Regions from separate parts of the Mus musculus genome. Here region 1 is linked to region 2. Evidence: chromatin loops called from intact Hi-C (ENCODE). Cell type or tissue: heart. All regions are shown on one strand.

What was found. Hi-C counts contacts between places; a loop is a spot of excess contacts. Peaks named below come from ENCODE experiments on the same cell type or tissue, not always from the same donor. Only the 100,000 strongest peaks of a DNase experiment are listed, where the experiment ranks them.
Region 1: it touches region 2 in a loop (2.5-fold over the local background); 3 of 42 quality-filtered maps call a loop at or near these places.

Annotation. Positions count from the first base shown.
Region 1 is chr8:86,714,111-86,722,110 of GRCm38, forward strand. Lonp2 (lon peptidase 2, peroxisomal) reads left to right here. Exons shown (of 15, transcript NM_025827.3): 15 at 2,140-2,526. The coding sequence ends at 2,361. It also overlaps a transcript of Siah1a not described here. Among named protein-coding and RNA genes, the nearest start is that of Gm10638, 28 kb to the right of the region's middle. In heart, a CTCF peak has its summit at 7,140 (motif pointing left); no DNase peak of the experiment used is centred here.
Region 2 is chr8:86,619,328-86,627,327 of GRCm38, forward strand. It overlaps Lonp2 (lon peptidase 2, peroxisomal), which reads left to right and starts at 4,716. Exons shown (of 15, transcript NM_025827.3): 1 at 4,716-5,089. The coding sequence starts at 4,857. In heart, no CTCF peak of the experiment used is centred here; a DNase peak (open chromatin) is centred at 4,714; H3K4me3 peaks cover 2,205 bases; H3K27ac peaks cover 1,799 bases.

The DNA.
Region 1 (8,000 bases), 95 kb after region 2:
ATCATGTACTTGTAATATTTATTTAAATTAGTAATTTTAAATTTACATGAATAGTAGCTTTCTGTAAAAACTTTGGCTAAAAATTTTAAATATTAAAATTTTAATACCTGTAACTAACTTATATTTTAAACTTTTGGTCAAGTAAAGAACGCCTGACCATCTCCCAAGTTTCCCTATGATCTAAAAATATTTAAGGGAAAAGAAATATCAGTGTGGTTATAGAAAAATCAGCCGTTCATCAGAATGCCTGCAGTCTCTTCTCTCTTCTTAGCAGTGAGGTGTGCTGCGTGTACCGTTGGCTTTCAAGCTCATTCCATGCTTTTTCAAGTTCCTTTGAGACATCCTAGCACCTTGTAGGAATCTTAAGAGTACCATAATTGGCAAGATTTATAGCAAAACAAGTTCAAAAGTCCTGCCTGGATCTGCAGGTTCCTGGGCTCCAGTGGGTATCCTGACCTGCATGCAAATGCTGTGGGAGCACCCGGACTTAGGGCTCTGTGACTGTGCCAGGACTTGTCTGACAGGACAAAATGTTGACGACAGAGCCATAACAAGAAAAGGAAGAGGAGGATGTGCAGCAGCAGCAGCAGCAGCAGCAACAAATATTCTTTTCCCTGCTAAAGTCCTTACACGGATGAGAGTAGGTTATAGACTCACTAAAGGGGCCAGGCACTTGCAAAATCCGAGCAACTCAGGAAGATTGAAGCAGCGTGGGCAACCTGGTGAGACCTTGCCTCAAAGTAAAAAAGATCTAGAAATATGGCTCGGTAGCAGAGGACTTGCTTGTTATTAGTCTTTCATGTAAGACTTAGTTCAATTCCTATTGAAAACCACTAAAATTATTGTACTCCAATATTTTCATTCAACCATGCAAGGACCATGAAAAAAAATAATAGAATTTTTAAAAAATACTTGCTAAGGCTGAAAAAAGGGGAACATTTTAGATTTTAGTTTAGAATTGGTTAAAAAAATGACTAAACATACATACACATATCACATATATATGTGGTGTGAGTGTGTGTGTGTGTGTGTATCATCTTAAAAGCAGCATACAGTCTAGCCAATTAGGCTAGAGTAAGTGTTGAAGGTACTGAGCCTGTAGGCATCGTTCTTGTGGCTCAGGGTCTACCTGCATGCAGGCCTCAGTCCTGGGTCACTGAAGAGGAGGACCTGCTGCGTGATGCACAGGAGGCCCAAGTCGTCTGCACCTTGGGGTTTTCCCCAGGCTGTGTAGGGCAAGTGATCCAAGATAACAATCCAGGCAGAAGCTTTCTTTTAATACCTTATCCTTGAAATGCACATAGCATCACTTCCAGCATAGTATGCTCCACACAGACAAGTCACAAAGCCAGGCTCACACTGGGAAAGAGAATTTAGACTCCATCTTTTGTGAAGGAATCATTATGGGCATAGATTTTAGGGTTTTGTTTTTATTTATTTTTATTTATTTATTTATAGCCACAAGAGGGGCGAGGACTAGTGGCATGTGCCTTTAATCACAGCATTGGGGGCAGGGAACAGAGAAAGACAGATCTCTAGGAGTTCAAGGCCGAGCCAATCTACAATGATTGTGTCACAAAACAAAAACAAATACCTTACAAGAGTCTAGTTTGGAGTGTTCTCATTTTTAGGTGGCACAAAAGCCTTGCTTTGTGGTAATGAAGACAATAATCCTGGAACACACTGAGCTTCCTGTGTAAGAGCAGTTCTGTTTGGTTAACTTAAAAATCTTTATTTTGTAAAAACAAAAATGGTATGTATTGAGATAGCATGATGTTCAATGCATGTACACATTGCATAACATTTAAATCAGCATGTATATTTCCTCCATTTGTCATTTCTTTATGGTAAAATCTTCAGACTTCTTTCTTCTAGCTAGGAATAGTAGAACCAAGCACAATCAACCTAAACACAAGGCTGCAAATGACAATTAAAACTATCCATAGCCATCGAGGTTACAGGTTCTCTCCTTAAAAGGTTTTAATATAGGTTACCATTAAGCTTTTCAGTGGCCTCCCAGCTCATACTATCCCAAGGTGGGAGGTGGGCTGAATGTCTAAGTCAGTGATGGTTCAGTAAAAGGTAGATGCGCTCGGCAGTGAACATGAACCTTGAGAGTTGTCTTCTTTTGCCTGGCAGGTGGGTGGAATTAAAGACAAAGTCCTAGCAGCACACCGAGCAGGACTGAAGCAGATCATAATTCCGCAGAGGAACGAAAAGGACCTTGAAGAGATCCCAAGCAACGTCAGACAGGATCTAAGTTTTGTTACAGCAAGCTGCCTGGATGAAGTTCTAAATGCAGCTTTTGATGGTGGCTTTCCTGTCAAGACCAGACCTGGTCTCATTGACAGCAAACTATAGGCCCGAACATAAGCTGAATTTAATTATGAGGCAAAGCTTGTTTGAGGCACCAAATGATCAAGCAAAATATCCCTAATCTGTGGATATAATCAAGATAGCAATGAGTCTGTTTAAGTAGTTGTTTATTACAGAAATGTTGGCTTAATAAAGTCATTAAACCTAGAATTCTGGTCTCCAGTGGGTTTGGTATCCCTGGGAAAGACAGAGGTACTCTGTGGTCCTAGAACAACTTTTTAGAAATGTTTAGGCCCACTATAAACCTGAATCCAACTCCCTCCGGTATAAAGTGGAGAGCCAGGAACCCCTCTCACCAGTGTGCCTGGTGTGTTTAATAACTGAGTGAGCTAGGCGTGGCACAGGCACCCGAACGAGGAGAGAAGCAGAGGCAGGTGGTTCTCTTGATCAAGGCCAGCCTAGTCTTTACACAGCAAGTTCCAGGACTACATAGGGAAACGCTGTGTCAGACAAAAACCAGCTGGCATACACTCTTAGCTATGGAGACTTAGATGTAGATTTTATCTGATCCTGGAACCAATCACTTGGAAGGGAAACTAGCAAAAACAAAACTCTAGGCAACTAACCTTGTGTTTGTGTTAAAGGGGTCTAGGATGAGACTGCACATGAGTCTTAGGCTAAGGGAAGCAGCAATGAGAACATTAATTATATGGGACGGGCATGCGCTGGCAGTCATTACAGCATCACAAGAGCTTTGGGTGCCTGTAATCTCAAAGTACAGCCCCCTCCCCCCCCAAAAAGCTGTATGTTCTAGGAAGGCCCCTAAACTCAGAATCCTCCTTCCTGCTCCCCCTTCTACTTATTTATGCTAAATTCCAAGCATGTCAACTTCCCATGCCTGTCCTGTCCTGTGACCATAGGATGATGTGTCCAAGGTACCATAAGATGAAGGCAGCCCCTTATGCTTACTAGATTTCTGAACCCAGTTTCTAACATGTTCATGTGTGAAATAATAGTTTAGTAGTCAAGCCGGGCGTGGTGGCGCACGCCTTTAATCCCAGCACTCGGGAGGCAGAGGCAGGCAGATTTCTGAGTTCGAGGCCAGCCTGGTCTACAAAGTGAGTATAGCCAGAGCTATACAGAAAAGAAAAAAAAAGTTTAGTAGTATTGCTGATATTGCTGATTCGACAAGAATCCAACATAAATGCAATTTTAATTCTAGAGTCAGAACCTTACATTACAAAACCTAAGAGATAATATAAAAATATTTTTTGATACTTCTTGGATGAGAATGGGGTCTGCAAGTTACCTGAACTCCTGTCAGGCCTGCTAATAAAACCTCTGGAGGAAATGTCAGATCCAAGACTACTTGGGGCACTGGAAAGACATTCACAACCCTTAGTGAGGTATCAGCCTCAGTAATGCTGCCGATTCAGGGGAGTGAAATCTTACACAGGGAGTGAAGAAACAATTGACAGCCTCCAGCCAGGAAGTCTCCACACCCAGCTCTGCCTCCTCCCTGCCTGAGGTGGCAACAAAAAACATCTGTTAAGGCTTGGGGTTTTTGGGGTCCTAGACCTCAGCACTGGCCTTCTAAATACTTAGGAAACGTCACAGGGCATCTTCTGTGCTGGCTTAAGTCAGTCTTTGTGTCTTGCTTTTCTTCTGTGTGGTCATCTTTGTGTGTGTGCATCCCCTGCGGGAGGCATCCCCTGGAGCTGGAGTTGCGAGTGCTTCTGAGCTGCCTGGTTTGGGAACTGGGAACTGAATTTGGATCTTCAGCAAGCACTCATTTGGTGAGCCATCTCTCCAGCCCATCTTTTGTTTCTAAAGGTGCCCATTTGAGGTTTGCCAGTAAGATTTTTGTTTTTCTAACACTGTTTTTGGTTTATTAGGAAGGAGTTTTTGAATGGAGAAAATGTCCAAAGATTTACCACTTACAAGTATCTAATTCAGGGACATCTGTGACATTCATTATTCCCACTGTCCATGACTTTTTCAGCACAATCAAAAAAACTAAACTCATTCCCTCGATTCCAGACCTGGCAACCACTCTTCACTCTCCTAAGTGCTGTAGAGAGTGACAGCATGTTTTCTCATGTCTAACATCTCACCAAGTGTCAGGTTTATCCCAATACCATGTATCAAATTTGCCTTTTATGGTTGAACAATCCACTATATACATATGGCAAATTTTATCCATTCATCTTTTGTTTTGTGACTGTTGGTTATAAACAGGAATATACAAATCCCTGCTTTTCTAATTATTTTGGGATGTGTGCCCAGTAGAACTTCTCTGGTGGTGCTGTGATCAGAATGGCCTAACAAGTATTCCACACTCAATAGGAAAGGGTCCAAGAAAACTAGCTAGCTACTCTGCCTGTGTACTCCTCCACCAGGAGGCTAGCACTGAGGCGCCATCTTGGAAGCAGGAGCACATGGACCTCACCATTCAACTTACCAACTGATTGATTAATCTGGGACTTCTGCCTGCAGATCAAACCCCAAGCAAATGATATACAATAATTCTGTCCAGCTTTCTGAGGGGTGTGTGTGTTTGTGTAGGATGGTACTTGGGATTAAATATAGGGCCTTGAATATGCCCCAAACACTGAACTACACTACACCTCAACCCCAGCTACATTCTCACATGCACAGCTGGCATTCTCACATGCACAGAAATTTTCAGGTATCAAAGCTGAGGGAAGCTGTGTACCTTGGTTATCAACTTTATAGGTTAGTTTCAATTGGTTCTGCCCATTTATTATTCCTCTAGACTTTTCTACAAACTACAAAGACTCTGAATTCCTGAGTCACATAATACGTTATATGCAAAATTTAGGGGTAAATGCCTTTTTATTTGTTCTTAAAATATTTAATACCAATTAGTAAATCAGTGTCTAGAGATAAAGTTATGGATATACTAGATTATGATAAATTATGAATGATATAAAATGTACATGAATCTAAAAAACAGGCTAGTGTGTGTACTAAAATATGATTTTTCTTTCCTCTTCCCTGAGAGCAACTAAAATTTGCATTCTAGACTAGAAGTATAGCTCAGTAGAATACTTGCTTAACACTGGGGAGGTCACAACTTCAATCTCTAAAACACAAAACCACTCTGTTTCCTGGTCATACCACAACATCCTCTTCATACCTGGGGACACAAAGAATCTCATTTGCAGTGCCAACTCCCAACAGAGTAGCCACTTGAGCTACAGTACGTTCTGATTCTCATCTAGGCACAGTGGTTAGTGATGTCTACCATTAATTTCCAATACTTTTCATGGCTGTGACAGAATACCTGAGAAAAAAGACTTCTTTGGGCTTGTAGTTTCAGGTTCCCATACAAAGCTGCACTGTGGCCGTGGGCTTGGGCTGAAGCAGAATACTAGTGGAAAGGGAGGGCATGCCAGAGTAAAGCTGTTCACCTCCTCACAGCAGCAAAGGCAGAAGAGCCAGTGAGGAAGATGCAGACAAGACACGGCCTTCCAAAATGCATCCCCCAGCAATGTAACTTCCTCCAACTAGCCCTCCCTCCCCCAACACACATCCACTGATGAAGACTCGGAATCAGTGACGTTCGTCAGTCATCCACTTTTCAGTACTACCATTGGAGGCCGAGACTCTGACACCAGACATTGTGGAGGATGCTTCATGTCCAGACACAACATGTCCTCCACCAAAACCAACTCAAGTCAGGCTGAGTGAGGGCAAAAGCATTTAGTATCTCCTCCTATAAGACACTTCCATGAAATAAACTCTACTAGTAAGTCATGCAAGTGTTAATTTTGACAATTCTTCCAATGTAAAATTCAGCTGGGATTATTGACTTGTTTTGTTTATTGAAATAACATGTTCAAAATCACATTATTTTAACCAAAGGAGAAACTACTGTGTGAGCCCTTTCCCATGAGAGCACCTAGAAGCTCCTTAGACAAGAAAAGCAGAGTCAGTCTCCAATTTGATGATCAAGGTCCAACAGTAACGCTCATTTCTTTGCTGTAGTAAAATGTACTGTGCCTTACGATGAAAATTATTCTTTATTAAAAAACAAAACAAACACAACAAAAGACAAAACAGATGAGTTGGTCACGGTTCTAATCCCTACCAATCTCTGTGAGTCCAAGTTCTTACTTATCAAGTTCCAAGCCAGCCAGTGCTGCAAGGCTGCACTACCAAGACTGTGGCTTGGTTTAAAAAAAAAGAATTTTAATTTTAGGGGGAAAAGGTCAATGACAATAAAAATTCACTTGATATACTATAATGTTCAGTATAAAATCTAAATACTGTCTGAGTGATGCCAGCCTGATAAATGTCTCTTTTGGCAAATGATAGAACTAGCTTAACCGGTAGGACACTGAGAACGCCTTTGTGTTTTGCACCCATACCCACCGTGGAACAGTGCTTAGTCCTACAGGCTTCTATGACACTATGCATAACTTCTCTTTTGGGGCCGGGTCTTCCTGAGCAGCCCAGGCAGGCTTCTTAACTGCCTATGCAGTGGTATATTATGATCCTCCTACAGTCTCCCAAGTGCTGGTTTGGGCTACCGTTTTTAGGATCATGTATACAAATAGTGACAGCCCTGTAAGGAGTAAACCCTCTGCTCACTCTGCCCTTCTGACTCTTACCCATCTAGATCACTAACTGACCCCAGGTGTGCTTAGTTTGATCCAGTGTTGGGCTGGGCACGGGTGGTTTTTGGTTTTTTTATAATTTTCAACAATTAGCTTTCATTTTTTATGGGTATAAGTGTTTTATCTGCAAGTATATTTATGTACCATGTGCATGCCTAGTGCCCTCTGGAGGCCAGAAAGCATCAGATCTCCTGGAACTGGACTTTGAAATGATAAGGCACCACATGGGTGTTAGAAACTGAACCCAGGTCCTTTGAAGAGCAGCCAGTGCTCTCAGCCAGAATTCTCTCTCCAGCCCACTTTTTGATCTTAAATCTGGATTACTTACCAGAATTTCCTCTCAGGAATCTGAGTAAAAATTCTACATTTTATTTATTTATCATTGCAGATGTTGCTGAGTTTAAAGAGCTCTAGAATTCTTTGAGGACAGGAAATGAGGAATGACTGTCACTTTTTCTGAACTAAACTCATCTAAGTGTATACTTCATAAATGTGAGCCTTTATATACACAGTTATAGACAACAGTTTTTAAAAATTAAAGCAAAAGGAAACAGCCATGGCCACTGATACACACTAAAGTGGCCCAGGACTCAATTCAACATGACAAATTCAAGATTAAGAGCTGAGGCTGCAGCGTGGGAAACCCTAGCTGGCTCCTGAGCAACACACACAGGATTAAAAGCAAAAGAACCAAGTCAAGAGGGAGCCCGTATACCTACCATAGAATTCCTCAGACACCCAGAGTCAAGGGTGCCAACAGAAACTACCCACTCTTAAGAGTTAACTGTTATATGCCAAATCTCAAAGGAACAAATAATGTTGCTATGTTCCTCTTCTGTAGGGGTCAAGAATAGGAAGACTTAAATTTAAATTTAATAGCTAATAAATGTTAACATGTCAACCTTACCTGCTGGTAAATACACCTAAAATATGCCTTCACTTGCTAAAACTAGCAAAGCCAGAGGGTAAACAAAACCCTTCATACTGCTGGGTCCTGCTGAAGCCTCTCCAGAAAGCAACAATGAAAATACCAAGACTTAA
Region 2 (8,000 bases):
AGTAGAGTTCCCCCATGGCTTTTGCTTGAGTTCTATTGGCTTCTGTCAATGAACTGTGACCAATGATATGTAAGCCAAGTGAACCCAAAACTCAAGTTGATTTTTGTCCTGGTGTTTATTACAATAGAAACCCTAACTAAGGCACCTTTGTTTTGTTATAATTTGCTTAACTCTAAGTTTAATATAATTTATTTAAAAGTAATATTTGTACTATAAAACTAAAGTGTCAAATTCCTCATGCTTTGGTGAGCAGTTCCCATGAGCCATTGTGAGCAGGCTCCAGCAAGCTGCTAAGATGGCTTAGCCAAGGAAAGCAAAGGAAAGCACGTGCTGTGTCATCCTGATGGCCCGGGCATGCAGTCAGACGCAGTAGTGTGGGTCTGCAACCCCAGCACTCTTACTTGACGATGGGAAGCAGAGACAGGAGAATCACCCAGAAGCTCGCAGGCTCAATAGCAGTGTGCACCTCCGTGAGAGAGACGAGAGAGACCCTGAACTAAGTGGAAGGCAAGAACTGACTCCTAAAAGCCTCTTTCTGATCTCTGCATGAGCGTGGTGGGTACTTTTGTAGCATCTCTCTCTCTCTCTCTCTCCTCTCTCTCTCTCTCTCTCTCTCTCTCTCTCTCTCTCTCTCTCTCTCTCTCTCTCACACTCACACACACACAAACACACACAGTGATTTTTAAGTTAAAAATCACTTTCATAATGGTGATTTTCCCCCCTTCTATCCAGACATCTTTCACAAATTTGCTCCTAAGTGCTCTATGCACTGATACTGCTGTGCCTGGGTGGCAGTTAGCTTTCCTGTGGTGTAGATGGAAGTAAGTCACTAGCCATGGTGTCCATGCCAGCAACTGGGACATGGAGGCAGGATTAGTGGGCGTTCAAGACCATCCCAGCCTACACCTATTCAGCAAGTTTAAACCAGCCTGGATTACAGGAGACCCTGTCTCAAACAACAGCAAAGAAAAGAATAAAATAAGTTAAAGGTATAGGTGAGCCTAATGGATTATCCAGGTTGTGAACACCTGGGAATCATGGAAATGTCTTGGAGGAGGTAAGTTGCCAGCAGAGGTGGGCGAGGTGAGGCCCAGCAATAACCAAGTGAGTGAGCCAAAAAGCATGCCTGAAAACCTAACCCTAGATCTCCAAAGACAATGAAGGCAGTGGCTAGATGGACACAATCATCACATGGAAACGACTAGGACCCTCGCTGCTCTGAACCTGAGCCTTTGCTCACTAGGTAAAAAGCTAATTACATCACTGAACCAATAAAGGTCTTAGAAAGGTAAGCTTGAAGTTCTCTCTTCCTTGCATTAATCAACAAGTAACAGATCACAAAGAAGAACAATTAGAGTCAAGTAAAGCCAGAGGTTTTGTTTTTCAGCTGTAACATAATATAACGGCCTGATTTATTCATGCCGCCTGCAACAAGAGCCACAAATGATAGTACATGCCTAGAATCTCAGTGAGGGAATGTATTCCAGTGAAATCTTATCTAAAAACAACAGCAACACACACACACACACACACACACACACACACACACACACACACACACACACACAAGAATGTTATAAAATATCCTGACATATCTGAATGGAAATGTCATGATGGCACCTATGACTGTGTTTGCTAACTTAAATGGTTAAAGGCACGAGCAGTTTAGGATTGGATTTTGTTCCTTTTGTCCTCCTGGGCCCACCACACCATCAGCCTTCCTTGTTCTTCAGAGCTGTCTTTCAGTAAGTTCCAGAAGTTGCTAAAAACAGTGTCTTGTCCACCTTGTTGCCTGTTGAATCCTTGTTATCAGTCTTTCTGGCTTCTCCTCTTTTCTAGGAACTGGAAACCCCCCCCCCCCCACACACACACCTTAATCTTCCCAATACTCCTTAATCTTTACATTAGTCCTAGCCTCTGACTGGAAAGGTTTTTTTCTAGTCCCTTACAGAGCTAATTCACTCTCAGCCTTTAGAGTTAAAAAAAACAACCTCCCTGCTCAGAGAAACCTTTAAAGGTCCCCCCATCCCATGTTGGCCCCATTCTTATCATTGCATATTTTTATATTATATTCCTTTTACTTTTTTTTTTCTGAGACAGGGTTTCTCTGTGTAGCCCTGGCTGTCCTGGAACTCACTTTGTAGACCAGGCTGGCCTCGAACTCAGAAATCCGCCTGCCTCTGCCTCCCAAGTGCTGAGATTAAAGGAGTGCACCACCACTGCCCAGCTTTATATTTCTTTTACTTACTCTTCTCTGGAATTGTCATTTTTTATTTGTTGGCTTGATTTTTGTCTACTTTTATAGCATGTAAGCACTCTGAAACAAACCCTGAGCCTTATCTATACTGTTGACTGATGGATCCTTGCACCCTACTCAGGTATAAAGTATACCTTTTTACTCAGTATAAAGTAAGTGTCTAACATATATTATGTTATATATCTAGTAACACATATTAGATAAATGAAATACGTTCATGCAAATCCGGTTTTTAAAAGGGCCAAGAAAACCACACAATTACTGAAGACATCACATGTGCATTCCCGATGTTCTCTTGAATGGGCTGATGCACACCATCATAGAAACATGTGGACAAGCAAGCAACTTAAATGTGGGCCCCTTAACCAAAGCAACGTATAGAATAGGGAGTTTATTTAGGTTTTAGTTTCCAGAACGTTTGAGCCCATGATGGTAGATCAAAGCCTAGTGGCAGAAAAGGAAGCTGAGAGCTCACATCCTGAACCAGAAATACAGGCAAAGAGACTGACCTGGGGATGTCTCTGATCTTTAAAGTCTCAGAGACTGTTTCCAGTGACACACTTCCTCCAAGGCCCCCCTAAACAGTGCCATCCACTGGGGGACTAAGTATTTAAACAGCTGAGACTAAGGGGGACATTTTTTTTTCATTCAAACCACTACACTGTACCACACCCTACCTTTACAGTGCAATATGAATTTGTATTTGTCAAACTAAGTCTAAGGTAGACACGATGGAACATATCTCTAACGTCAGCACTCCTGGCTGAGATAGGAAGATTTCAAGTTGGAAATCAATCTTGCATAGCAAGCCCTAGAGTGGGACAATTAGTAGAGTCATTGTATCTAGGGTAAACATCAGAATGAAGTAATTATTTTCTGGAATTACTTAGACCTTACCAAAAAAAAAAATCACTGTAGAAAACAGTGAGTTTAGTCACAAGAAGGCCCTGACAAACATGAAACAGCTTGCATAGTCGGGTACAGCAAACAGTAGACAGTAAGAATTGAAGTTGCAAGGTTTTGGTGCTCCTTCAAGAAACACACAGATTAGACCTGGGTTTTGGTATGAAGTTCCTGTTTTACTCTAAAAACAACTTTTGTGTGACAATTACATGGTTCTGCACAGCTGTTTGGGGTTCAGTCTACAAGAGGCTAGACCTCTTGGCTGCCTGCAAGGCCATATATCATCCTGGAATGACTCTTTTTCTTTGGCCATATGTGTGACTCAGTTAAGACCCTGTCCTAGGAGACCAAGAAAATAATAAAATCAAAAAATTAATTTATTAAACAAAAATAAGTCCAGACATTAGTATGCACACAAAACACTTGTTGCTTTTAGGATATGTATGCATGATAAAAATAAATAAAGTTTTTTTAAAAAATATGCCCCAAGGTTTTTAAGATGGTCATAGTTTCCTCATAAAATACCTACCATGTTCAGAGCCCTTGGTCCAATCCCAAGTACCATTTTTAAAAAGACACCAGGAATCTCAGAGTATAAGTCCTCTACTCTCCAGATAAGACTCTTAATAAAAAGGTAAGTTATTGTATATATTTTTTCTTTATATTACTCCCAAAGTCTATCTCAAGATATCTACACAATGCATACTTGATGAGTGTGTCACAACCAAGATCATCACCTACCAGTTCACCCTCCCTCTAGACCTCAGTGACTCAGACCACAACCTAGAATCTATCATCCAAATTGTGACCTTCTACAAATAATTGAATGCCCCTTTTTTAAAAGTATCTGTTTAAAATACTAATAAAATAAAGCAAAGATGGAAGCAATATCACAGACTTAAGAGATCCAGGAGATAAACAAAGTGAAAAATTAAGGACGATAGTAAAACCCACCAGCTTGGGAGAAGGTCTATGGATTAGGTAATGGTAATACTAATTTCCTGGGTTATGTGAACCATGGTTATGCAACATAATAGGGAAAACCGAGTGAGAGGTATAGGATACTTGTTAAAATATAAAATCTATTCAATAAAAAGGTTTAAAAATGTCTAGTGCACACCGTCCTTCTCAACATTCCTTCCGAATTTAAATGCAGGCACTGTTCATGCTGTCTGTGCACCAGGTTTGCTTGTCGTCTGGCATCACTGGTTCAGAGAGAAGGGCTGAGCGAAGCGACAGAAATTGGGTATCTCTGGGCTAGCGGGGAGCGGAGGTGTTTAATGTAGGGACCAGCCTGGGGATGCAGCCAGAAATTGAGGGGTTTGGGTCTAGGGGCGGAGCCAGAAGCCGCTACGCTTTAGCTTTGGGGGGGGGGGGGGGGGGAGAGTGACAGACCGGAAGGCTTAGCCGCTGCGGCCTCCGGAAGGGTTGTGGGCGGGCCCGGAAACAGCAGCACATGGCCCGGGGGCGAGTCCGAAGCGTCCGGGCAGAAGTCTGGGAGCCTGGAGAAGGGGCGGGGCCGGAAGCGGCGGCAGGCCTGGGGACCGGAGCCTGGGGAAGGGGCGGTGCCGGAAGCGGCGGCACTCAGGCCTGGGGGCGGGCCGTCGAGTGACGGCTGCGGTGCGTTCGGCGAAGGAAGTGTAGAGTTCGTACTTGGGAGTCCTCCTGACACCTCTGGTGTTGACGACCAGTGGCCATGTCCTCCGTGAGCCCCATCCAGATCCCCAGCCGCCTTCCGCTGCTGTTGACCCACGAGAGTGTGTTGCTGCCTGGCTCCACTATGCGCACAAGTGTGGACACGGCCCGCAACTTGCAGCTGGTGCGGAGCCGCTTGCTCAAGGGCACGTCGTTGCAGAGCACCATTCTAGGAGTCATCCCCAACACACCCGACCCGGCCAGCGACACGCAGGACCTGCCACCATTGCACAGGTAGGCCCGCCGGGCACTCGGAGGGAGGCCCTCCGGGACTCGCGCCCCGGCGGCCTGTGAGCGGAGTTGTGGCTCAAGTCTCCCCAGCGTGAAAAGTGGGAGGGACGCTTTTCGCCAGTGACCGTTAGTGAGCCGGATCAGTCACGGAGCAATGCCTGACACGGGTGGAAACTCTGTGCAGTTCATTTGCTGCCTGTTGCTGGTGCTTATCTGATGTGAATTCGTGTCCTACATAGCCTTCTTCACCGCCCAGCGCCCGGGCCCCTCCCCCATACCACCTTTCACCCTGTCCCCTTTCTTTCAGTCAACCTCCGGTCATGTTCTCCAGCTGAAACATTATAAATCTAGATCTATCTATCTATCTATCTATCTCTCTCTCTCTCTCTCTCTCTCTCTCTCTCTCTCTCTCTCTTTCTTTCTTTCTTTTTCCTGCTCATGCCTAAACTACGCAGTTAACTTTTGGGTGCTTTGTTTTACATGTTGTTACCTATTTTCTCTATTCCCCGACGGCCTCCCCTTCATGAAGGGCCATTCCTGTTAGCATTTTCCTTGGGGTCTCCCACTACAGTCTTCCCAGCCTCTAGGCTCACCTTTGCTCCTTCCTGGCATTTTTATCTTAGGCCCGGGGGATGTCACTGGATAGCCCTGTGTCCCGGCTCTGGTTCGTTGACTTGGGTGGTAGATTTCACCTGCGTCTGACTCTTCCCCTGTGATTTCCCATGTCTCTTAGGTGTGTCTTGAAGGTCCATCTGTGCAGACTGGTTTGCCCCATGCTTCCCTGGACTGCACAGTGATTGTGCGTATAGAGCACTTGAAGTGTGCATGCTCTAATATGAGTTTTAACACTAGAGTGCATGTGTGCCCAGAAAGGCTGTCAATTCTAGGCAGCTCAAGGCAGTTGGTCACCCTAAATGTGTCATAAATGTACAGTGCACACTATAGTTTGAGAAAACGTGAATTTCCTTTTTCTTTTTCGAGACAGGGTTTCTCTGTGTGGCCCTGGCTGTCCTGGAACTCACTCTGTAGACCAGGCTGGCCTTGAACTCAGAAATCCGCCTGCCTCTGCCTCCCAAGTGCTGGGATTAAAGGCGTGTGCCACTGCCCTGCTTAATTAATGTTACATAGAATAAATGTTACAATGTTAATATTCTGACCACTTCACCTAAAATCACCTGTGGATACTAAAATCACGAGTATGGCTTGTATTTTTATTGGACAGTACTAGTCTATAGTGTGTCTTAGCAGATGTTATCTTTAAGCTCTTTTCTCAAGTTCTTGCTCAATGTATTGATACTGAAGAGCAGGTTGGAGAGCCTCCTTCCCCTCCTTATTTTCAAATGAAGGGTTCCTGGCTCTGAATGGATTTCATAAGTGTGACTGACTACATTAGACAACTTGGAGCTTTTCTTCATGTTTCCAAAGGAGGCCTGTAGCTCTTTAAAAACAAAATAAACAGTAAAGCATGAAACAAACGCACAACTCAATAATGGTTTACATTGTATCATCATGGAAAAAAAAAACTGACACCCATTTGAACTATTCTTGGCTGTTGCCTAAATAAGATTGGACACTATAAAGTTTCAGTATTTTATTGTAGCAAATTATATTTAGTACTAGTCTCCTAGCATATTACCTCATTCCTTAAACCTCTGTTTATTTCTCCCATATTATTTTACAACCACTTAGTTGAGACAGAAATTCTCGTGATTAAATTTTTTGTTTGTTTTATTTCTTGGGGGGCATTAGAGATTGAACCTATGGTAGGTACTCTACCATTAAGCTATAGCCTCAGCTCTTATTTGTATTTTTTTATTTTGATACTGAGTCTCAGTAAGTACTCTGTGCTGGCTCTGAACTCTTCTGTAGCTCACTCAAGTACTGCACCAGTGATCCTCTTGCTTAGCCCTCCAAGAAGTCAGTGTTACACACCTGTGCTACCAGGTCTACCTTGGTTTGTTTCTAATGTATGCTGGATAGTTTTATGTCACCTTGACACCATGTACAGTCATCTGAGGAGGGAAACTCAATTGAGAATATGTTTTTATAAAATCAGGCAGTAGGCAAGCTTGAATTTATTCTTCCCTGCTAATTCTTGAACTGGTAGAGTAAACAAACCTGATCAGACATTTAGACGTTGTGCCAGCTAGTTTTATGTCAACTTGACACAGCTGGAGTCATCTGAAAGGTGGGAACCTCAATTGAGAATATGTCTTCATAAGATACTTTATAAAATGTAGGGCATTTTATTTAGTGATTGATAGGGAATGGCCCAGTCCATTGTGGGTGGTGCCACCCCTCGTCTAGTGGTCGTGGGTTGTATAACAAAGCATACCATGGGGTGACCACTCAAAACAGAAGCAGCAGTGGAGTGGAGCCAACAGGAACATTAAAAACAACAACAACAACAACAACAACAAAAACTGTCTGTGTGCTTCAGAGGGTGGTGCTGGAGAAGTGGCCCTAGCTCCTTAGAGGAGCCTGGAAGAGCATGAGGGAATCCCAGATAACTGGACATTGTGCTACTTAGACCTTTGGAATTTGCTTTTGCTATGTTCAATTACAACTGTGCCCTGGTTCTTCCCTCATGAGGTAAGAAAGTACTTAACTTATATTTAGTTTTATAGGAGCCCACACTTAACAGATTGAAATGTAAAAAGAGATTTTAGGTTTAAAAAAAAACTTAAACTGAATTTTAACGTGTTTGACTTGTAAAAATGATGGATTTTTAAAGTTTGTAAAATGTTTTCTATTGTGATGTTGAGGTTAATATGTGATCTTGGGGATGTACAAGAAAGGAAAAGTAAAGTGACATGTTTGTGTGTTAGGTTGGCAAGGGGTCAGTTGTCCTGTTATGTCCGGCTATGCCAACCTGATACAAGCTAGAGTTATCTGAGAGAGGACGGGGGGGGGG